Linked DNA regions of Homo sapiens: regions 2 and 3 are each linked to region 1. A link is a loop called in an ENCODE intact Hi-C map of the cell type or tissue named here. Cell type or tissue: ascending aorta. All regions are shown on one strand.

Region 1 (8,000 bases):
TGGTGCATGGGTGCTGGGCATGAAGCCTGCCCCTGCCCCGCGTTTGTATTCGGTGGTGACCGTGGGTGGTTGCTCACTGCTTCTGGCCCTGGGTCTTGAGGTCTGTGGAGTAGGGTAATGCCACACCCCACGAGGGTCCTGTGAGGACACAGGCCTGCCCCACCCCTTCCTCTCTGTGACCCCACCACTCACCTAAGTCTCACCCTCACTTTGGCCCCTCTGACATATGCGGCACTGGCGGCATGGTCTTCCTCAAACCCAAGTCTGATGACCCTTCCATTCCAGGATGGTGGGGGCAGGATGGCTCCATCTACCGGGGGACACTTGCCCACCAATAGCTGCCCTGCTTCCTTCTCTGTGATGGGCACCCAGGGCCAGGGCCCAAGTGACCCGTTCTTCTGTGGAGATGCTGGGTGGCACGTGATCCCTTCTGCTGGCTCTGGTGTCTTCATGACCAGCTTCTCTGAGTCGGGAGACACTCAGCCTTTCACAATGTGCCACGGCAGCCGGTGCCTGGGGCAACTGGACTTGTGGCCCCTCAGAGTCTGGCTGCCCTGCGGTTGCTGGGGCTCTTCTTGTCCTCCTTGAACCCTCACCTGTCCACCCTGTCACCAAGTCTGTCCCCACTACCTCCTGAAGACAGAAGGGTCCAAATGGATCCCTTCCCCCAGCTGGATAAGGAGCCCGGTTCTGGGCAGCACCGGAAGGAGGCCAAGGGTCTTCAGTCACCTGGAGCTGATCTTCCCTCCCTCCCCCAGGGCTGTCCCCCTCCCTCCCCCGGGGCTGATCCTCCCTCCCCAGGGTTGTCCCCCTCCCTCCCCTGAGGCTGATCCTCCCTCCCCCAGGGCTGATCCTCCCTCCCCTAAGGCTGATCCTCCCTCCCCTAAGGCTGATCCTCCCTCCCCCGGGGCTGATCCTCCCTCCCCAGGGTTGTCCCCCTCCCTCCCCTGAGGCTGATCCTCCCTTGTTGCACTTGTTCAGAGAAAAACTTCAGGCAAATTAAAGCTGATTGAGGAGGGAACGATTCTCAGCTGGGCAGCCCCTGGGGGCGGAATAGGTTCTGAGAGACTCCAGGGTGGCCCCGCGGTTGGATAGCATTTGCCCACAGAGATGGAGGTGACGTCCAGAAACAGCCGGCTTGGTTGCTGCAGGAGTGGGTCACGTCTGTACACCTGCAGTTAGGTACAGTTCACTACAGACCTAGAAACCTTTAGGCGGAACTCACAATACAGAAGGAGGCAGCTTTCTGCTAAGCTGAATGTAACACATTTATGATTGTTACCACAGAGCACCCATGCTCCTGACCCTGTGCCAGCATTTTATGTGAGAAAGAAAAGAAACTTTTAATCTGAGGAATGTGAGCTCCGTTAAATTATCAGGCCCAGAGAGGCATTAAAATGTGACAGCAGCCACGTCCCACTCCCCCTCGAGCTAGAGAACGACCTCTTGAATCTGCCAGCTGTATGGGCTCTAGGCTGACACCGGGTAGCCATAAAGTGCCTCCTGCTGGACCCTGTAACTCATCCTCTAGAATCAATGGTGACGGCCAATCACCGATCCATGCTGTCTCTTAAACCAATGAGAACTCCTGTCAGAGGACTTTGTATCCGCCCACTCCTTACCTGCTTTGCCTTTAAAACCTGCTTGTAACAAAGGCCGAGGTAGCACCCCCAATGTCCCAGCCACCGTCCTCAACCTTGACCCAAATAAACTCTCTCTGTTCATTGTGCCTCAGTTTCTTTCTTGTGATTGACAGTGGTCATTATCACAGAAGTCCTCACTCGATGTAGGGGCTACCAAAACCACATCCCTGCCGAGACCGTGAGCCCTGGGGCGCAGGCATCCTGCCCGTCACAGCCCACAGGTCCCTATTCTTTAAAATCGCCCATCCGTGCTTTCTGTCACTTACTCATTCACACCGCGATATTCATGGGGCACAGGTGTGCTGTGTCCCGCTCCAGGGTCTGGGGTTGTGACAACAATAAGGAAGATGAAACCGCAGTGCTGTGGACTCAGCATCGTTGGCGGGACCCCCAGGGCTTCCCTCATCCCTTCTGTGGGTCTGGCGCGTGGCAGGTGCATGTGTGCTGGTGGCCTATGCACTGTGAGCTGTGGCAGGACACCCTGCAGGGAGGGCCTGGCTCCTGGCCCAGGCCTGAGCCCCAGAGCCCCCTAGAAGGATGATCTCAAACTTCAGATGCTCAGGGCTGGCCAGGCCACACCTTTGTGTCTATGGATCTGTTTCCTCTTCATTTATTGCAAAAAAAAGGAAAAAATGCGAAGCCGAGGAATCCACTCCCCGCTCTGCCCAGAGGAAAGAAGACACAAAACAAAAGGCAGGAAAGCCTGCAGGTCGGGAGAGAAATGGCACCGAGTGTGGCCAATCAGCTTCCAGACAGTCTAAGGCCTCAGTGCTTCATAAAAATAAATTGGCTGTGCGTACTTGAAACAGGAGGTTTATGACACCCGGAAGCCAGTGCACTCTTTTTTCATGCAAATAAGGATGTCAAGTCTGCCTGTGCCCGGGGATGTGGGCTCCCTCCCTCCCCTGGTCCCCCTCTTCCCTCTCCCGCTCCCCCTCTCTGCACAGGTGCCTAATGGTAATATCTGGTGTTTACTGAGCACCTAAGTGGAGGCCCTGTGCTAAGGTGCTAAGGACTTTGCATGTTCTCAATCAATCCCCTCAGCAACTCCATGAGGATGGATACAACTATTCTCGTGCCATTTTACAGATCAGCGAAGTGAGGGCCCAAGGGGCAGAAGCACGGCCAGGAAGCAACGCGCCAACTCCAAGCCCAGGCGCTGGCTGGGGTCTGAGTGAGGAGGGGTCCGGCTCCCTCTCCCACCTCTCATGGGGGCTGCCTGGGGTGGGGGAAAGGCAGGGGCTTCACCCTCTGCCTGCAGGTCCACATTCAGGTGACCCTTGTCGCCTACCCACTGACTCCCTTTCTCTGGTTTTTCAAACATGAATACACACCATGCTGATGACAAACCCAGCCCCTGACACTTTGGTGAGAATAAGCTCGTTTTTCTTCCTAAGAGGAGACGACTGGAGGAAAATGTTGGCGTCTCCGTCGCTGACCCTCCGTCTCGCTGGTGGAGGATGTGAGGCTGGAAGAGGGAGAGGAAGTCGCCCCTAAACCAGGGATCTCTGACATGGCTTTGGGGATTTGTCCTGGCTTCTTCAAGTGTTTTTCCAAAATACTTAAAAATAACATTCTCTTAACTCAATGTAACTACGAAGTATGTGCGCCCTGGCCCTCTCGGGGAGTGCGTCATGAATTCCCCAGTGGTGAGGAGGTGTCAGAGCTCAGAACACACAGCGGCCGGGCCCCACAGGAGGCTGCCAACCCTGCACCAGAAAACAATCCCATGACATCCCTAGGGTGCAATGCCTTGCAATGCCTCACGCCTGGAGCACCCCCCCGCCCGCACACATACACAGCACCCCCTCTTCAGTCTCACACCAAGGCCTGGAGCGCCGAGCTCTGAGCCACGCCTTCCTCCACCGAGGAGCCGGCTGGGCGTCCTGGAACCCTGGCTCAGGCTTCTCCTGGCACAGCCCGTCTCCACCCGGCTGGGCCTGGCAGAGGGGCCCAGGGAGACCTGTCTCTGGTCCCCACTCCCCTGTGTGCTTCCTCTCTGACCCTCCTGGTGCCTCCCCTCCCCTGTGCCTGGCAGCCTCTCCCAGGGTCGCAGTGCCTGGGGCCTTCACTGTGGGACCAGCCTTGCTTTAGTCACTCTCGGCCGTCTTTCCTCTCCCTGGGCTCAGATTTCCTTGGGAGCTTCTCTAGCATTTTATTTTACCTTGCAGTTGTGTTTGCTTTCAGCAGGCTGCTTGTCCCTGTTTCAAAACAAGGAGGATACAAACCCCACAATCCAACCCGCTGGCACCCCGGCCAGCTCTCAGCAGCCCCAGGAAGCCCCGGGCTCCCTGCCAGGCTGGGGCTTTCTCCTGGCGTCTGCCCAACCTCACACGGCATGAGGCACCCTGGTCTCCAGCCCCCGGTCCCCTTCCCTTCCCCTAAAGGCTGTTCTGTTCCATCCTGCCCTGCTCCAGGCTCCAGCAGAGTTGCACACTTTGACATACACGACATGGGGGCCGCTAGACACACGGTGTCTGCAGATCTGACATCTCCCCACACACCCGCCCTCCAGCCTCGGGGACGTGGTCTCTCCTGCTGGGCCCTTCTGGTCTCTTCTGCTAACGGCCCCCAAGTCTGTCCTGGACCTTCTGTCCCTGTCCCCAGCCTTCCCTCCTCTCCTTTGTCTCTCTGCCCTGGCCCACAAGCTCCCTGAGTCCCCAGCCAGAAAGGGCTCTGGAGGATGTGCTGCTGCCAGAAAAGTGGGTCCCGATCCAGACCCCAACACGGGTTCTTAGATCTCACTCAGGAAAGAATTCAAGCGAGTCACAGAGCTCTGCGAAAGAGGCAAGTTGATTCGAAATGACTTCATTACAGAGTAGGGCGTCCTCCAAAAGCGGGAGGATGAAGGCAGCATCCTCCACTGGTGCTGCCATTTCGTAAGAAACCATCAGGAGCTCTAACTGAGCCTGGAACGTGCAGATGCTCTCACTCAACCGAGGACTGTCAGTGACCGTGCATCCTCCAGCCTCAGCCGCTAACTGTCCTCATCCCTGAGCACAGTGGCCTGCACTCTCAGGACATCTGGATGTCCTGCAGGCTTGCCAGGAGATGTCCTGTATGGCCATAAATATTCTGCAATTATCACTGGTGGTCAGCTTAGGATGTGGCTATTTTCAGAACACAAGCATTACCTTACAGGTGCCTTGTGAGTGCCTAGTTACACACTTCAAGATGGAGTCATTCTGGTCACGTTTTATTAAACCAGGGACCTGGTGAGCAGGGGTCCCACACCTCTCCCTGCTCCCTCTGAACGCCCCCCACCACACACTTGCTGCAGGGGCCACCTCTCTCCTGGACTCCAGCCCCTGCTATCTGCCTCTGCACCGACAGGCACATGCCCACCCACCTGACTGGATAGCATGGACCTCCCCGCTGGGACACGCAGCCACTCCCTTGGAGTCTGCAGCCAGCTCTCTGGGCTCACCTCCTCCCTTTGATCCCCCACAGGCCCTTCCAAAAACTCCCAGGTCCCCAGTGGCTTCCCTGACCAATGAGGGGAGGGGGCGCTTGTCTGGGGAGGGCTATCCGGTGCTTTCTCACCAAGATGGCTCTGCCTGGCCTCTCCCGGCAGTGCAGAGCCTGGTGTCACTGGCAACTGGGCACACACCTGTCCCCGGATGTTTCAGGTCTCGGTGTTCCCCATGGATATGTAGCGCTGTCCCCCTACGTAGTCTCACCCTGCACATTTTTCCTTCATTTTCGGCCCTTGGTCCAACCCTGATTTCTTTGGGGCTCCCCATGTCCAGTGGTTGCGGGTGACATTCCTCTGGACTGTAACCCACACCAGGCAGCTTATCCCAGATGAGAGACAGGCAAGCTTTGGGCAGAGCCTGGAGGGGATCTGCGGAACCGCCCATCGTCTGTGACAGACCAGGGGCTGGGGCTGGGGACCTGGGAGCCTCCGAACCTCTTGCGGGTCACGGAAGGAACTTGAATGCGACCTGCCTGCACGGAGGGGTGGGGTGGGTCCAAAATCACCTCCCTGAGGACAGGAATCCTGGTCACGGTTCAGCGGCCCTGTGGGGTTGCTTGTATCAGGGGCTGGTGTCTGCCCTGTCATTCACGTAATCCCCTACGGTCTTCCCAGGGGGTGGGGTCAGGATCCCCCGGTAGACAGGCACGAGATGCAGACAGCTGTGCTGTGAGTGTCTGAACACACAAGCGGACAACCGCCCAGCCATCCTGAAATGCAGAGCTCAGACCACACCTGCAGCTGCTGGCCCAGGGAACCAAGCCCAGCCTCGGCACCCAGCCGAGAAGCCAGCTGCATGGCAGACTTGCAGGGAGGCGACTGCTCTCCCTCGACAACCAGGAGGCTAAACAGCAGCTCTAACAGTCGGCCCTTCATGGCCAGGGCTTGTGTGTGATGTGTATGGTGTGTGTGATGTGTATGGTGTGTGTGTTGTGTAGTGTGCTGTGTAGTGTGTGTGTGCTGTATAGTGTGTGTTGTGTGTGCTGTGTGTGTGTGTGTGTGATGTGTGGTGTGTATGTGTGTGTGGTGTGCGTGTGTGTGTGTTGTGTGTGTTTGTGTGTGGTGACCCTGACCCTGACCCTAACCTTGTCACTGTGGCAGGAGGTGAGAGGGCCCTGAGGCAGCTGGGGGCCCTGGGGTGAAAGGAAGGGGTGGTAGAGTGAGGGAGTGCTCAGGGCTCCCCAGGGAAACGCTGTCTCAGGGAGGCAGAGGTGGAAGAAAACACCCTTGCGTGTGTCAGAAGCAGCCACACAGTTAGAACTCTGACGGGGACACCTGGGTTGTGGCCCTTCTCCTGCCCAGCCTTCCACAGTGGGTGGCAGGGGGGTCTGCAGGCTGGAGGCAGGTTGGGGGTGCCCTCCCTGCCAGCCAAGCCAAAGTGACAAGAATTCAGAGGAGCTGGGGAGCGGAGGGTGGGCTGTGGACGGGGCCGAAGACCAGAGCTGAGCTGGCCTCAGAAGGCCCCAGAGCCCGTCTGGTTGTCCCCTTGGACAGATGGGGCATGCGACGCCCACAGTGAGGAGGGCCTGCCCCAGGATCTCACGGGGTGAGGGAACAGCAAAGGGAGGCTATACAGCTGGGATCCGATACCCAGTCTAGGGTTCCTAATAGCTTCCCACGACCTGTGCCGGGCAGGGGCAGGTGCCCAGGGCACCCCTGCATGTGTGCAGCATTCTCAGAGCTAGTGCCTTCCAAAATGAAAATATTCACCAGGGCCTGGCCACTTATCTAACATACCCTGCCCACCACCAGCCTTGTCCTCAGGCACAAAACCCAGACCTTCCGGAAGATTCTATATGCATCAAAATACTCCAAAAGGATTTTGCAAACCTTGCAACAACAAATAAAAAGGTCTGAATTCTTGAAGCTCACAGGAGTGATCTGGAGCTGTCGGGAGTCTCACACAGTGTCTGATGGAGAGGGGCTGTGGGGGAAACGCGCCTGTCAGTGCTGCTGCAGACCAGCTGCAGGCGTCCACCCTGGCCTGAGGAGGGGAGCGCGTGTTCCTCTCGGGCTTGAGGGTCGGCTGAGGTCTGCTCACGGCAAGGACTGACTGGTCCTGCTTCACGCTGTGCTCTTGATGGATGTGGCTCCCACGCAGGTCCCCCTCCTCCGGTGGTTGTCCTGGGGCCCAGGCTGCAGAGGCTGCCCTCCTAGGGTGTATTCCCCTCCTGGTTACCCCTCAGGCACACACCAAGGCCCTGCTTCATCACCTCTGCCATCAAACAACTCACAAGTGAACCAGAGTCAAGGCTGGTGGGAGCAAAGGCAAAGTCACATGGCACAGACAGTAGACACCGGGAGGGGAGAGTGCGGCCAGGACCCCTGCCGGCCACGTGGCTTGGCTCACCGCTGGAGAAGAGGTCGCGGGCAGGAGGGATGGCGCGTGGAGAGAGGATGAGGGCGCGTGGAGGGCGGATGAGGGAAGGCCCTTGAGCCTCCGGCAGAGCCCTTCCTGCACTCACAGCTACAACTGCACAGTTGTGCCTGGAAAGTCCTATCTGGGAACAGCAGAGGAGTCTTGCGACTTTGCTGTCCTACAATTTACTCTGAGAGATCGCTCTCCCAAGTCAGCGCTTGCTACCTGTTTGTCCATTTGAAGAAGTCGCGCTTCATTGCATCCCAAAGTTGAATTTGTTCAGTGGAAAAGAAAGTAAGCTTGCTTCTGTTTCCGCAGCTGCCGTTTGACTCTGGGGATACAGTCCCGCCCAAATGCAGGTCTTGCAACCTGCTCGGGAGGTGGGGTCCTTGGCCTCTAGGGGACTCTCCTGAAATGGCAACAGCCCCTGCACTGCGTCCCGGGTGAGGAGGCCCCTTTCACAGCAGAAGAGGTGGGTGGGGTCGCCCAGCTTTGGAAGCTGCGTGACTTAGTGGGAGAACCC
Region 2 (8,000 bases), 50 kb after region 1:
AATTCCAGGGCCTCCCCTCAACCTCTTCCCTGGGGACGTCCACGTGGACTCTCTTCCCCAAGGTCCACCCTGGGACTCCCCCGAGCACCACACACTCAACCAATGACCCTCTGAGCCCCCAGTGTCCCCACCTGCTACTCTGCTGGACAGCAAGTGAGTTACACCTTGTGCTTTGGTTTTCCCATCTGTAAAGTGGGAATCATGGTGAAATCTAGCGGTGGGGGTTTTGCAGGGCTTCAGCTAACGAGTAAATCTAAGGTGCTTAGACCCAGTGCTTGTTACGAACAGATAGCGATAAAGATCGCTATTTCTATCACCTCTGCATGTCAAAAGCCACTTACTTCCCATAACCACTTAGAGATTGTTAGTGGAATCTGCATTTCACAGATGAGGCACAGAGAAAGGAAGGAACTTGCTGGGAGGACTGGACCAGTCAGTGCCCACGGCCGGCGCTGCCTCCAGCTCTGTGGACTGTGAAGCCAGGATGACCCTCTGCTGAGGCGCCTCTCGTGTGGGCGTATAATCATCCCGATCATCATTTCTGGCAAATCAAAAACCCAGCACAACCCCACATTGAAGCTCTCAGAAATGTCTCTTAATAGCTCTGATTAAAGAAACACACATGAGCAGGTTAGAACCAGAGAGAATTGATTGTGCTGGGTAGCGGTTAAGCTGTCTCTGTGTTATTTAGCTCTTAAACAAGGAACTCTGCTTTGGAGAAAATATTAATTATTTCTCTTTTTCCTGGCTCGACTCTTAATTGCTATTTTGCGTGGGTGGAGTGGGAGCCTTTTGAGGTGAGGGAGGGAAACTGTTCTCCCCTAAATGGGTCAAACTGCCCTGGGGTTATGATCTCTGCCTCAGGTGCAGAGACGTCCAGTCACATGGCTTACTTGGTGGGGAAGCCCCCTTTCTCCAACCTAAAGCCCCAGGTTGGGAGGTGCAGGCTAGGGGATGAAACACACGCTCCCTCTGCTATAAATGTCCAACCAACTCTCCAGGGCTGTCCTGGTGTTTAGCGGCAGGCAGGCTGCAGCCCCAGCGTCGGTGACTGTGATGTCCACAGGACAGTCCTCCTGGCATTCCTTGACCATCCCTTATCCAGAGATGTGTCCTCCACCCTAAGTCAATCGCTCGCTGACTCCCAGCCTGCCACCTTTCCACTGGGTTATTGGAACGGCCTCTGAGGGGGCCCTCCTGCCGGTCTTGGCCCATGGGCTGCCAGCGGGCTCCAGACCAAGCCTCAGGCTGTGTGGCTGACAATGGGATGGCTGGGACAGTGCTTGGGTCCTTCCAGTCTCGCCCCCGCGAGGCCTGGATTGGAGGTGGGGCCCGGAAGCAGCTCCCATCTGACGCGCCACGTCCTCGCTCTTGCTGCCTGCCTGCTGGGAAGGCAGCCTCCAGAAATGTGCTGCTGACCCCATTTCCTGCATCCCCATCTAATGTGACCTCTTTTGAGCACCTTTTGTAAGCCACAGCCCCCACCCTACACCTCTCAGCCCCTTCCTGTTTCATTTTCCTCCGTGGCACAGAGAAGCGTCTACACAATGGCCCTCTTTTCACCACTTGTCCCTCTTGTCTCTACCTGCCCTCTCCACTAGGACAGAGGCCCCAGGTGCGGCAGCTTCCCTCTGTCTGGTGGGCTGCTGTGAACTAGAGCAGTTCCTAGGGCAGCAAGCGGTTCCAAGCGTCCAGCATGAGATTTGAGCCTCCTCACAACCTCGGCCATGTGAGGGCACATTCACCAGCTCAGGGATCAGGATGTGGACACATCTTGTTAAAGCCACCATGTGACCGTGTCCCTGAAGGACGGCCAGCGACCTTCTGTCAGTTCCTCAGCACAGGTGGGCCCCGTGCTGGGCTGGGTGCCTCATAGCCCTGCCCCAAACCCAGGGGCCTCATGGCCACCATGTTCCTCACGCATCTTTCCCTTCCCGAAAAGCTGTGAGCCCTGATTGCCCGTCCCTGACACTGGTGGTGGAGGACCCAGGCCTTCCAGGGGTCAGGGTGGGGCAGGACTGCTGGGGGTGGTCCCCTAACAGCCTCCGGAAACTTTTGTCAAAGGGAAGGAACTTTGACGGTGGCCACTGAGCTGGTTTAGAGAGGCCTCCAGACCCCCGCTTCACACCTGGAAAGCAGTGATGCCTCCCTACCCTGTGAACACAGGGGCCCTGCCATCCGTGCGGGGGTAGACAGGAGTTTCCCTGCCCACCTCACTGGGCCAGATCCCCTCCTGGTGGCTTCTGGAGATGCTCCCGTCCTGGCAGTGGCTCCAGGTAGGAGCCACTCCCCATGCTGGACACCCAAACCTCCCCAGCCCATCTCGGGGTGTGACCAAGCTCTGTTGCTCCCAGCCCATCCCAGGGTGTCACCAAGCTCTGCTGCCCGACAAGTCTGGGGCCATTGCCAGGCCTGGTGGCCTTGATTTATTGGGAAGAAACATAATACTTTGGAAAATTATTTCCTTCTTTCTTTTTTCCTTTTTTTTTTCTCCAAAGAAATTGGAGAAACCTGTGGTTTGCAAATCTGCTGACCCTGCAGGAGGCTTGGATGGCACCAGCCGGTGTTAGGAAAGCCTGGGCCGAGACAGAAAACACCTAGAGGCAGATCCAGCCCATTTCGGGGAGAAAGTGGGTCACTGTGGGGCTGTCCAAGTAAACTGTGGGCTGGGGAGATGGTGAGCACCCACCATGGGGTACAGGAGCAGACACCACGTCCCTCCTTCAGAAAGGGGTCCAGCCTCACCCTCAGTGCCCATCCAGCTCCCAACATGGTGCCCGTGGGCATTCTGGGTCCCACTGTCCGTGCCTATTCTGGAGTGAGGTCGGCGCCACCTGCCCTGGCCTCAGTTTCCTCATCTGTCACATGGAGCTCCTGCCTGGTTAGGAGAGCTCTGGGTGCTGCTGGCTAGGGTGGACCACAGTCCAGGGACGCAGGGTGCGAGGATGTGCTGGACTCAGGGGCTGTGGCAGTGCATTGGTTTTGGCACAAATGGCCCCAGATAGTGATGGGGGGACTGCACCCCACAAGCCATACCCAGCTTCCTCTGCCGCCACTCCTCTGGGCATGGGGCCTTGGATGCCATGAAGATGCAGGACGCTGAGTCGCTGCTGCAGAGCGCTTCCTGGCCACTCCCTCCCTTCCTTCTCCGTCTGTTTTCCAGCACCTCCTCCTCTGTCCATGCTTAGAGGGTCAGTCAGCTGTGTCCCCGGCCTCTGCTCCCTGTGCACCTGCCTCCTTCCATCCCAGCGCTGACCACAGCCTGGAGCTTCAGGCCCAGTGTCTATCCACACCCTGGACATTCCCCGGAGGCTGCAGGACCTGGAAGCTCAGCTACACTCTTACTCACTCATCAGTGTGTTGGGCCGAGGGAGTCCAAGGCTGCAGGACCGCCACATCTGGAATATCCATGGAGGGGGTTCTGGAGGAGGCTGGAGTGTCTGGGAGCAGAATGTGCCAGTGGCGGAGGGTTGTGTCCAGGGTGGTTCTGGTCATACCGGGCAGAATAGCAGAGGGCAGAGAGCTGAGGCTGCGAGTACAGCGTGTCTGGAGATGGGGTGATTAGATCCATCCAACTTAGGTCCTGGCCGATGGTAGTTCCTGCAGGCAGGGGTGGCTGGCAGATGAGTGCCTGGTGTGGGGCCTCAAGTGTGAGCTGTGGCCAGCGTGAGCCAATTTAGGAGCTAAGAGCGAGGCCTACGGGAGGTACTTCTGCCTACTCTCTCAGAGCACACTGAAGCTGTAGGCTTTGTACCCAGGCCTCTGGCTCCCAGTACAGGCTCTCTCCGCCCCACGCCCACGCACCCTCCCTCCTCCAGCCACTGCGCTGGGGGCTCTGCTGGCTACACACTGGCTCCATCTGCTCTGGGCTGCATGGCAGGAATTTTTTGGATGACTCCTGTGAGGCAGCAGTCCCTTGGGGAGCCTGTGGTTCCCCCGCCTCTCTCCATTCTCACTCCCGAAATAGAGCCTGGCCCCGCCCTAGGGGACTGGGGGCTGGTGATGGGGACAGCCAAGCCAAGGGCCATGTGGTTGCCTCCGCGGACGCCCACTTCCTCCTGAAACCATCGTGGAGACAGAACGGGGAGGTGGCCAGGGGGCCGGAGCTGCCTCTGGCCTCTGCAGGGTGGAAGGGCCCCCAGAAGTCTTTCTGCCCTCCTGGGACTTGGTTCCTCTTCTTTAAAGGGGAAGGTGATATTCCCCTGTCCACCCTGAATTTACTGCAGAAGGGGTGAACGAACCCACCAGCACTGAAGGGATGGAGGTCCGCAGGGCTTCACATCAGGGAGGGACCAACAGGCCAGCCCTTGCAGATACCCCAGCCCGCCTTCGCTCTGGAGCACTCGGCCCACTAGAGTTTCCCCTCACCACCTGCATCCCATCCCATTCTGCAAGACTCAGTGCAGGATGTCGCAGGTGCTACCTGGAGCCTCTGACCCTGGGGTCTCAAAACCAGGATGGAGCCTCCAGCATCCCTGTGTGCCCCAGAAGGACACCAAGCCGGCAGAGAGCCATGCCCAACCCTCCTGCTGGGACTGCACCCTCCAAGGACCTCAGCCAGTGCTGGTGGCAGCGGGCTGGGCTGCAGGCCTCTCAGCCCCTTGTTGGGCCCTCCCATCCATCCATCCATCCATCCATCCAATTATTCAACCACAATCCACTCCCCCAGCCTTGCACAATCATTCCCCAGGCTACCTACCCACCCACCCACCTGTACATCCCCTCACCCATCCACTCACACATTCAGGCATATAGGATTTATCAGAAACCCACCTGCTCCACCTCAGACCAGCTCAGGTCCCAGGCATGCCAGCACATCTCCAGGCTGCCCGGACTTCCATGATTCACACATTCAAAGGTGAAAGCAAAGATCCAGGCCTCAGAACTGCTCATCACGTCACACTCTTGGATCCTAATTAATATCCAGACTTTGGCCGTGGGAGCCCTCTGTGAATGTGTGGCATGGGACTCCCACTGGGACATGGATTACAAGGGTTTCGCTGCTGGAATCAGCTACTGGGGATGGGGGGTTATGGTAGCCATTGAATTCTAGGACGGAAATGGAGGGAGCCTAGAGACGCCTGCTCTGACATATACGAGCTGTTGCCACTGACTTCTTAGGGCTTCCTTCCATGATATTTATTCAACAAGGAAGTGCTGAGGCCTGCAGTGCCTGGCTCTGGGCTAGGGGTGATGATTCAGCAGGAGCGACGTGTTCGGGACCACCTCCGTCATGGGGGTTGTTCAGGGAGGGGTGCTGCACTCTTGGCTGATTGTCCACACCACGGTCTAGGAGCAAGGCCGCACCCCAAAATGCTGTTTTGTGCTAAGAGGGACCTGGAGGACTGTGAAAAGGAGGCCCCTTCCCACAACCTCCCCAGGTCTGGATGCATTTTGGGGGTAACAGGAGGTGAGAAGGGCTCAAATTAATAATCGGTCTCTGTTTGGGGTTGTTTTGGCTGTCATGGAGTAGGTGAGGGGAGCTGCAGGTACTGTGAAAACCCACCGAGGACCTGGGCCAGGGCCAATGGAGCCCTCCTGGCAGGGGGACGAGCTTCCTGAAGGTCATGGTCAGGATTTCACGCCCCAGACACAAGGAAGCAGCCAGAATCCTCTACCGAAGGCTTGCGGACTCACAGCCTCGTCCGGAGCACTAGCGTGCTCATCCAGGGGAGGAGGCCCGGAGGCCTCCAGCCTTCCTGACCTGAATTTCATTCAACCAAGTTCCCCGCTCCAGGGTTTGCAGGGTGATGATTTCCTAACCCGGTTGCAGAACTTTGCGCTAATTTCTGGGACGCCTCGGGGCTGTCTGCTGCCTGGAAGTCAGAAGGACCAGGACTACGATCTCTGCTCCGCAGAGTCCAAGCTGTGTGACCTTGGGGGCGTGGCTTCTCCTCTCTGAGCCTGCTTTGGTGCTTTCCTCCAGAGAATTGGAGGAGAGAGCTGAGCGGCCCCACATTGCTGCCCTGTAACCATGTATCCAGCACTTGGGACACCCAGAGGGATCAGACTGGACCCATCCCTGCTTCTAGGAGCCCCACCTAGAACACTCACCCAGGGGGCAGAGAGCCGGGAAGCACCGGCCGGGAAGGCGGCTCGTCCAGACTCTGGAAGCGTCTGATCTTCTGAGGCTTCTGCCACAGTGGCCATCCTCTGACAATCCTGCCCACCCACCCCCCGCAGTGGGCTTGCCAGGCCCTTCCCGGCCCTGCTCCTGCCCTGTCCCGGGGAATCTGAGGTCTGCCAGGTTTCCATGGCCACAGCCTCTCTGCTCTGGAATTTGCTAGTCCAGCACACCGCGGTGGGGGAGTGGGAGAAGGCTGTGCCTCCTGTCAGGAGGCATGGAGGGAGGTCACGCCTGACCACGCTCCGCATTCCAGTGGAATTCTAACTCAGTGTGTGCGGGGAGGCACACAGAAGGTTCTGGTCCTCCTTGCGGGGGGCCTTCAGACACAGAGTGGCAGTGGGGACCCTGGAGTGAAGGGGGTCCTGCTGCGGGTTCGCTGTGTTGGTGGCGATGGCCACCCACCCTGATTTTGCAGGTGTGGGGCCTGGCTTGGAGGGGGCATGTGTCCAGGGTCACTCGAGGCCAGCCTGGCCTGTTCTTGCTCCTGCTCTGTGTCACTTATGGCATACCCAACCCCCCTTGCCAGCTCCTCAGCTGCAGCTCCTGGGGTGGCCAGGAAGCTTCCAGATCCACATCCCCTAGGGGTCCCACCAGGGTCTTCGTCGAGCTCCCTGTCTTCCTAGCACCACCCTCCACCGTGCTTCTCCCACGGCCCTGTCAGGCCTCTATCAGGAGCACGCAGCAGAGCAATTTGACATTTTGGGCAAAAAAAAACCGAGAAAATGAGCATCAGCAACATACTTGGTGATGGAGCCGGCTGCTCTGTCTCCCACATGCAAAGCCTGTGCTGTCTGCAGAGTTTGACTGGCCCGTGTGGAGCTGCTCCCTTCCACGTGGTCAGGAGCAGGCTTGAGCTTATCAAGGTCTGGGCATGCTTTGCTCGGTAAGAAAGAGGGTGGGAGCAGACCCCTCGGGCAGAGGAGAAGGAGACCCGCACAGACGCCCCGTCCCGTCCCCAGTGCGGCCGTCTTCGCCCTCTGTGGACCTTCTTGGCCGTGGATTGACTATTCAGAGGCTGCCTGCTCCTCCGCCCAAGGTCTGCTACACGGCGGGCAGGGATGTGTGAGGCTGGCTGTTTGTTCCGGTTTCCCCAGAGTCCAGGCAGGGCCAGGCCCACAGCAGGAGTTCTGACCTATTTGTTCAATGAATGAATGCAGGAATGAATGAGTGAGACCTTGTGCCAGCCCCCGGTGTTGGTGCTTTCAGACCACTCCCTCTCACGGCCCTTGGATGGGGCGTCGTTACCTGGCTCTCGACGTCACCAGTGGTGGAAGTGAGGTGGGCGTACCATGAGGAGTATCACAAAGTTGCCCCAAACCTGCTTTGAGCTATGACGGCAACACCGAGGCTTTTGCTTTAGGGGACACCCCAGAACTCAAGCATCCAACTGTGGTCATCCTGGGGCCACCAGGGGCGGGGCTGTCCAGGGCTGGCCCTGTCTACCCCGTCCCTACCCTGTGGGTCCTCGTCCCAGCTGGCCTCAGCCCAGTGCGCTCCCCTAACCAACGCAGCCCAGAAATCATACTGGGGTCTTCGGATGTTGTCTGTATAGGCAGTCCCTGAGCTGGGAAATGACGGGGTCATATTTGTGGACAACAAACTTCTTCCTCCTCACCCCAAACCAGAGCCTGTGGCAGGGAGAAGGACAGAGCCAGCCCACCCTGCCTCCACCTCCCCAACACCCTCTGCTTCTCCCCATGACCCGGCCACCTGGGGCACATCCTTGCCCTGGGGTGCCTAGCAAACTCCTACACAGACATCAAAATCCAGCAGGCCCCCCTCGACTCAGGGCAGGGACTAGGTCTTCTCTCCTCTGCTCTCTATAGCACAGGGAGGATGGAATATACTGAGGGACAGGATCCCCCCTTTACTG
Region 3 (8,000 bases), 62 kb after region 1:
AATGAGGGGTGCCCAAGGCCAGTAACATGTAGGGGCACCTGGTCCAGTCATGGGGTCAGAAAAGGCCTTCCCAAGGGGATGCTGGAACTTGGTCTTGAAGTTGAAGTGGAAATTTGCTGTATGAAGCAGGAGGAAGGGTGTTACAGGCGAGAGAACAGCACGAACAATGCCTTAGAGGACTTCCTGGCCCTCCTGGGACCCCACCATGTCATTGTGATGGGTGATGTTAGGGGTCAACTTGACTGGGTCACTGGACCTGGGCCCAGACAGCACCTCTGCCCCATCTGGCTAGACTGCCCGGGCCTCCCTCCACCAGCCCTGGACCAGGCAGGGCTCTGATGACTTCCTCCTCCGCTCTTGCTGAGCAGGTCTGGCCCTGCACCAACTAGAGTGGGGTCCCAGCATCCACCTCCAGCGGTGGGTGGAGGCCTGAGTGCAGGGCGGTGGGGGCTCTGGGGAGGCCCTGCCCTAAATGCTTTGCTCTTTCCAGACAGAAAGCACATGACCAATTTCTAAATCAGCAGCTTCCTGCTTATAGTTTTTTATTTTATGGAAACATTATGTTAAGTACATAATTTAAAAAGCCAACTCATTCTCACAGGTTTATCCTAAAAAGCAACCATCTCTCACCCTCCCCCTCTCCCGCCATGAGTTCACTCCCCTGGGAGCCACTCCTTTCAACTTTTCATCTGTTTTTGTTTTTGTTTGGTTCCACTAGTTTGGTATTTTTCTCTATATTTCCAAATGGCATGTTTAATCTGCTGTTGATTTTCAGATTTTAGATACCGCCTCTTGACTTCTGACTATGGCAGACGGCCTCATCCCCGCTTCCTCCCCACCTCCCCATCCAGGAAAACCATGTTTGGGATCTAATTACTGTTCAAATACTAATCAATACATCAACGTGTTGATTAAATCTTTTAAATTTGGTTGAAGCAACAAAGCAATTCGTTAGTTAAACCATTGCCGTGACCCATCACATTTTCCACCCTCTCCCCATGGCCGACCGCAGTCCCTACCCCGTGTGTTCCCTTCCGTGCGTCTCCTCATATTGTGCCCTGCACTTCTCCTCGCTCGGTTCTCCGTGTTCCCCTTACTAATTCTAGCCCTGAACTTTTCAACAAAGCAGCGACCTTATTCTCTTTCACGTCAGGTACAGCAGGTGGCTAGTCCCACAGCAGGTGGCTTGTTCTGCCCGCTTCTCTCTCTGGGAACCCCTGTCTTGGACATCTCTTCTTTCTCCTGCTCTAAGCTGCTCCACTGTCACCCTGAGAGAACATCCTGTCTCTTCCCTATGAGGAACCCCGTTTCCTAGGTCTTGTGTCTTCCTTTATATTGTTTTGTTCCTCTGTGTGGTGGTGCATATCACAGGAGAAACATGGAGGAGGTCCTGACCCAGGGGCATGGGCAGTAAACTCTGAGTAAATGGAGAATCTTTGTCCATAGCTGGTGCCTTGTGGATAGCAGGGCTGGGTATAGAATTCCAGGAGGGGGTGGGCCTGAACCTTCTCAGCTCCACTCTCTCCCAGCCACAGAGGGTGGCTACTGAGAAGCTGGAATCCATTCTCACTCCTCATCCTGTTTGTGACCTGTTTCCACTTTTCCCCTGAAAACTGTATTCTTGGTGCTGTAAAATTGCACACGAATGCACCTTTGTGGCTCTGTATTTGTGCCTCGTACTGGACTCTGGAGGTCCTGGGGCTCTTATTCGTGGTCTTTGTTCTGGGACAGGTGTGAGTTATTGCTGTGAACACTCCTCCTTCCACAGTCACCATCCTCTCCTTCAGAAATGCTTTTGCTCACTGCTGGCTCTTCTGGGTTCTTCCTCCAATTCCCACACCTCCCCCATCCTTCACCACATTTGTCTCTTTGTTCTCTTGCTCTCCTGTGGTGTGTCCTCACTTTCCCTGCTCTGCTGTCTGTGGTCATTTATTAATATGCAGGCATCGGGGCTGAATGTTCATTTTCTATGGGACTCTGTTGTGTCTTATTTTCTGAATGTATGGTCTTCTCTCAGGTCTCTGAGGCTCTCTCTTTTTCTTGGGCGAGGGAGTCTCTCTGCTCCCAGTTCCTCTCTCATTTGGATGTGTCTTTCATGTCAGTGGTCTTCTCTAATGTTGGTGATCTGTGACTGTATTGTATGTAAGAGTCAGGCTCCGTGACACATTTGCCTAATAATCTGGCTCTGAGCTGCCCCCAACCCCGAACCCACCCAGCGGGGCCTGGCACCAAGCAGGCTGTGTGTGGACCGACTTGGACCTCCTCCCACGGTCAGGGCTCCATGCAGGGGGCGAATGCTCTTTGCAGTGGTGTTTATGATGTTGAAAAGCTGGACCAGCCTAAATGTGCTTCAACAGGGGACCCATCTCATGGGTTTGGGTCCATCCTGAACAGGAATTCCATCCAACTGAAAGTGATGGGCCAGGTCTAAGTCCATTGCCAGAAAAAGCCATTCAGAACCTATTACTGAGCAGCAAAAGCGAGTCACAGAGCATGGAGCAGGTCCAGCTGCACCGAGGGATGAATGTGCGTGTTCAGACACTGGTGTTCGGAAGGGTCTTCATCAAAACTTGACCTGTGACTGTGATTTCAGGGTGGGAGCCTTGGGATGATTTCTATTCTTTTCTTTATAGCTTTCTATACTATCTATTTTTTTTTAACTGCAAACAGATATTGGCTTTATAAAGCCATTTTCATCTTGGATTTAAAAAAAATCATTCTCTTAAAAGTCTCCTCACTGCTTAAAAACCCATGCTGGTTGCCCCCTACCTGCCACCACCAGCTCACAAAAACACACCCTGGCAGGGTGACAAGACCCCTCGGGCCTTCCTGAGCTCCCAGGCCGCCTGCCCTCATGCTGTGTGCAACTGTCCCTGAAGTCACCACGAGGCTGTGCCCTGCGCCCCTGCAGTGCTGTCGACTCCCTCCCTCACTCTGCCATGTCGCGGCACTGGTGGCTGGTGGCCTATCCTGCCCCGGGCCCTCCCCAGCTTCATCCCGGGGGCACTAAGTGATCCAGGGTCTCCCAAAGTCACGCTTTCCAGTGCTGTGAGCATTGCCACGGTTTCCATTTTTCTGGTCTTTTCGATGGGGTTGGAACAGGCCAATACATTTAGACAGGAGACAGGTGACGTGTTCCAAGTGTCTGTCCCCAGGGCTACATGTGGTTGCAGATCCACAGGAGACACATGCCAGGCCTCCCAGGGCCACACGTGGCCGCAGATCCTCAGGAGATACATGCCGGGCCTCCCAGGAGGAGTGAACAGAGGGAAGGGGACCTGTGAAGGCGGGAACGGGAAAATCAAAGTGTGAGGTCCAATTTGTGCTTATTTTCTGTGTAACAGGTGGAATAAGCAGGTACTGGAATCACCATAGTCCATTTAAGTAAACATAGAAATCAGTTTACAGCCGCCTTAAAAATGGTTTATTTATCTGATAAATTGGTGCCTTCCTTAACAAGTCAGTACACGGTTGCCTTGGAAAGCCGAGACTAATTGTTCAGCCCTCTGGGATTGTAATGTGTATTTGAGTAAACATCTCTGCACCATGTTGAAAGCAATGTTTAAATAGGTGGAGGAAATCCACTGAGTGCTCTTTCTTTGTTGTTTTGAGATGCTCTGGCTAATTGGGAGTTAATTTGTTGTGGAATGATTCAGGCCTTTTCTGCCTGAGCCCCGGGAGTAAAAGGTCTCACTTCCAAGACATAAAATTTCCACTCACAGTGTTGAGAGCTGCAGGACGGCTGAATAACAAATGCTATTCAGAACTGGATTTGATTTTGAGGTACCAAGTTTTGTTCTTCAGTGCTATCTGTATCTCCTTCCTCTGTGTTGAAAACCCAGGAGAAGGAAACGTTGACCCTGTTTGCAGCCATGAACCCCCCTCCTACCTGGCTCCGAGGAAAAGTGTGCTCTGTGGTCATGCAGTCTCGGGGTGGGCCCTGTGCCCTGGTCTTGGGGGGTTCCTCTGCCTGTGCCCCATGGCCCAGCCCAAGCTCTGGTGGGAGTGGGGGCCCGGGGAAGAGAAAGTAAGCTCACATTCAGTGATCGCCCCAGGAGACTCTGGTCCTGAGGGCCACCCAGCACTCTTGTGACAGCTTAGGGTCTGAGGAGCTAAGAGGAGGTACCTGGTCTGAGGGAAGGACAGCTGTGGAGGGGGAGGCCCGTGTCTGCTGTCTGTCATTCCCGTGGGGCTGGGACAGCTGTGGAGGCGGAGGCCCGTGCCTGCCGTCTGTCATTCCCGTGGGGCTGGGACCTGGGGGCTGGGGGTGGGAGGGAACTGGGAGAGGTCTCCTTTCAGGTTTGTCAAAGTGGAGGGGCCCTGAAGCCTCTGGGTCCAACCTCCTGAAGGAATGCCAGTGCCCCAGGGCCAGAGCAGGGTGGTGTGTGGTGTCGGGGAGAGATGGGCTGACCACCATCTGCCAGAGTTGCAGGAGTGCAGGGACGGGGCTGTGGTCTCTACTCGCCTGGGTCCCAGGCAGGGGTCCAAGATGGTGGAGCCCATTCTCCAAATGAGGAAGCCAAAATGGAGTGTTTCTTCCAGAGGGGGGAACCAGGCCATTTTTCTTCATCTCCAAGGCTGACAGCTTGGAATGTCCTCTGGGCACAGAGCTCTGGCGGTGGAGGAGACCAGCTTCCTGGGACAAATGCCTGCTCTCCACGCCCGGGAGGAGAGGGGGCAGGGTGGTGCGTCAGACCCAGGCCCTGTGGCTGGCAGGGGTAATGCTTCTCGATGTGGCCCAAGGAGTACAGATTCCAGGGTCCCACCTCTGAGTCAAATGCAGTTGATTCTCTGGAGGCATGGCCTGGGAATCTGCATCCTAGCAACTGCAGGAGTCCAGGTGCATACCTGTCCGAGGGCCCCTGTGGCTTCAGTGCTCACTGCCATGCACAGGTACATGAACCAATACCAAGCTGCCACATGCAGAAAGTGCCCAGGGCCATCAGATGCAGGTGGAGTGCTGCCTACCAGAGTGGCAGACATGGTCCTGAGGATGGGCAGTGGCCACGGCGGGGGGCGGGGGGAATCATGGGCAGAGATGACTCTCCTAGGCAGAGGAAAGGCCAGGAGCTCAGGTCCAGAGGTGGGTGCTGGGTAGAGAGTCAGGTGGGGGCTGGGTGGAGGGTCAGGAGGGGGCGGGGTGGAGGGTCAGGTGGGGCCGGGTGGAGGGTCAGGTGGTGGCTGGGTGGAGGGTCAGGTGGTGGCTGGGTGGAGGGTCAGGTGGGGGCTGGGTGGAGGGTGGGGGGGTATGGACCGTTAAGTGGGGGCAGGTGAAGCCTGGGGTTAGTCCATTGGTGCAACTGGCTTCTCTTGCAGGAACTGGGGGAGAAGAGGGTTCCTGAAAGGAAGGTGCAGGTGAGAGATGGGCTCTGGGGTGTGGCCACAGCAGAGCCCATGGTGAGGGGCCCGTGGGAGGGTCTCCCTGGTCTTGCTGCAACTCCAGTCTGGCTTAGCTGACTCTGCAGATGACCCTGCCCCTTGGGCCCACAGATAAACTCGTCCCTGGGCCTCTGGATTCCAGCCGCAAAGGGCGTCCTTCTGGGTCTGGCTGGGTGGGGAGGAGTGTGCAGGGTGGGCAGAGCCAGGGGTGGGCTCAGAGTCCTGGTTCCAGGCTCAGCACCCCTTCCTGGGTCACCATTCCCTTTGTCCAGGCTGCTCATCCCCCAAAGCCCAGGCCTACTGGCTGAAAGTTCCAGAATTAGAGTCACCTTGCATGGGTCAGTTCTATCCACAGGAAAGCTGCGTAACAAACCATCCAGCACAATGGCTTGCAGCAGAAAGTGTTTCTTTCTTGCTCTTGAGTCTGTGAGCTGGCAGGGGCTAGGCAGGGCTCCAGGCGGAGGGTTCTCCTCTGCTCTGTGCTTCGTCCCTGCTGCTGGGAGCAGGGGACCAGCCAGTCATGCCCTTTTCATGGTGGAGGCTGGGCACTTGTAGAGGGACTGGCAGAGGCAGGAGATGCTTGTGGTGTGGGCCCAGAATACTCACGCTGGCAACCCTCCGGCCCTACTGCCAAGACAGCTTCCCAGTGGTGCTGTGGGGGCCGGGGGTGACCTTTGCTGAGTGGTCATCTTACATTCCGCCTCCTTGCTTTATGAAGCACCCCTGGTTCCCCGGACCGTGCAGGCACCCACTTCGAGTCCTGTGCCCATCCCCTGTAATCCTACCCTGCTGTCTGCCAGCTCAGGACTGGAGGCTCCCCAAGGTCGGGGCTGCCTGGAATCACTGCTGCCCTGTGGTGTTGGCACACAACAGTGTTTCATGAGGAATCAAGGAAGGGAGGGAGGGCGAGGGCGAGACAGAGAGGAAGACAGGGAGGGAGGAAGAACGGAAGATGCAGATGCCAGACTCACACTCAGAGAGAGAGGAGGGAGGAATGACTCCCAAAAGCGCTTCTGGGCCCAGGGGTGGGCGGGCCCCTAGGACCTGCACCTCTCAGCTGTTCTGCCCCTCCCTGCAGAGGACAGCCTAGGTGGTCAAGAGGGGCAGGAGCTGGCCCTGCCAGCCAGGCCTTGCTTTGGGAGGCAGCCACTTCTCCAAAATGCCTTGTGCAGAATTGCTCTTTCTTCTGCTGGGAATCTGAAAGCACTGACGCTCCCCCTTCCTGGCCTTCCCGGCTCATCCTCAGGCTCCCTGCCCTGGCCTGGAGGTGTGCAGGCTGGCAGGAGGAGGGGCGTCATCACAAAAGGCTGCACTGCACCCTGCACCCCCACGAATCCTGAATCTGAATCCGGGAGCAGCTGTTGAACAGAGAGGATCAGCCCCCAAAGCAATCCCACCCCAGGCGTGGCACGAAATGACTTGCTTTGGTCTTGAAATACATGAGCCTGGATCCTAGCACCTCTGAAGGCCCTTAAAAGATGTAATTGCTTGACTGCAATTATTTTAGGAGGTTTAACTAACCGCATGGGTACTTTTTAAGAATATTCTTGAGCTTAAAATTCCACCCACGGCCCCCGAGGGTGGGGCTCTGAGCGTCGCCCAGGGGCCTTCGTCCCTCCCACAGTTGGTGCAGCTGTGCCCCAAGAAGGGGGTCTCAGGAGGGGGCTCTGGCGAGGCAGCCAGCCCTGCCCAGGAGGTGCTGCCCCCACTGCCAAGGAGACAGAGTGAGGAGAGCCAGGGACCCCCTCCTGCAGCTCCAGCCGAGGAGAGCTGGGGGGATGAGGAAGAGGGAGGGCCGGGAGGGAGAAAAAGTGATTTTCTTAGTGACAGGCACTTTTCTGAGCCCTGACTTCCTGGGTGATTAAATGCGGAACGACGCTTCCTCATCAGGTTCTTGTGAGGATTAACGCAGAGAATGCAGGTAAAATGAGGTAAAACGCCCAGCGCAGGAGCTCGCACCCAATTAATCCTCTGGAGATGGCCGCGGCTGTTGTTACCGGGCAGTTCATCTCCGGCTCTGGGATGAGGCTGGGACGCCAGCTTCCAACTTCCAGAGGAAATTTTAGCATCCGTCCAGGTGCTATCAAAGCACCAAAGCCAAGACAAAAACCAAATACCCACCTGCCCAAACCACCGAGAGTGGCCCGCCCCACACTGTGCCCTGCCCCACGCTGTGCCCCGCCCCACACTGGCGTGGGCAGACACTTTGAGGAGCTGAGTTAACAATGGGTTTCTAAAGGATTAGCCGAAAACAATTACATGTGATTTATGAGGATGGTAGGAAGGGATGAGCAATGAGCACAATTAGTAGAGGAGTAATAGTGATTTTAAAAGTTGTTTTAAGTGTGGCGCAATCACAGCGTGCGTGCGAGGGCTGGCACCTGCCGGCCTTCCTGGGAGACTGCCTGGCCCTCTTCCTGTGGAGGGTGGTACTCAGGGTCCGCGGGGAAGGGACACTTTCCAAGCATCAAGGAGGCGCCAACCCGTGCTACGGTCGGCTTCTAGTGGAGGGAACTGAGGCGGGGAGAGCTTGAGGTATTTGCCTGGGGACGTACGGGAGCAGGAGGTGGGACCCGGACGTCCTGGCTCAGCGCAGCCTTTTCCAGTACCCGGGACCACGG

Evidence for each region. Peaks named below come from ENCODE experiments on the same cell type or tissue, not always from the same donor. Only the 100,000 strongest peaks of a DNase experiment are listed, where the experiment ranks them.
Region 2: a loop joins it to region 1, with 7 times the contacts of the local background. A loop is called at or near these places in 6 of 110 quality-filtered maps.
Region 3: a loop joins it to region 1, with 2.7 times the contacts of the local background. A loop is called at or near these places in 3 of 110 quality-filtered maps.

The regions. Positions count from the first base shown.
Region 1 is chr4:3,654,714-3,662,713 of GRCh38, forward strand. No RefSeq gene overlaps it. Among named protein-coding and RNA genes, the nearest start is that of LINC02171, 19 kb to the right of the region's middle. RefSeq lists an enhancer at 5,813-6,457. In ascending aorta, no CTCF peak of the experiment used is centred here; DNase peaks (open chromatin) are centred at 3,388 and 3,918; H3K4me3 peaks cover 676 bases; H3K27ac peaks cover 2,063 bases.
Region 2 is chr4:3,704,405-3,712,404 of GRCh38, forward strand. No RefSeq gene overlaps it. Among named protein-coding and RNA genes, the nearest start is that of LINC02171, 31 kb to the left of the region's middle. RefSeq lists an enhancer at 1-283. In ascending aorta, no CTCF peak of the experiment used is centred here; DNase peaks (open chromatin) are centred at 3,367, 3,967, 4,407, 6,277 and 2 weaker places; H3K4me3 peaks cover 1,209 bases; H3K27ac peaks cover 1,423 bases.
Region 3 is chr4:3,717,152-3,725,151 of GRCh38, forward strand. No RefSeq gene overlaps it. Among named protein-coding and RNA genes, the nearest start is that of LINC02171, 43 kb to the left of the region's middle. RefSeq lists enhancers at 4,078-4,578, 4,579-5,079, 6,408-7,210. In ascending aorta, no CTCF peak of the experiment used is centred here; DNase peaks (open chromatin) are centred at 4,670 and 6,180; H3K4me3 peaks cover 383 bases; H3K27ac peaks cover 4,908 bases.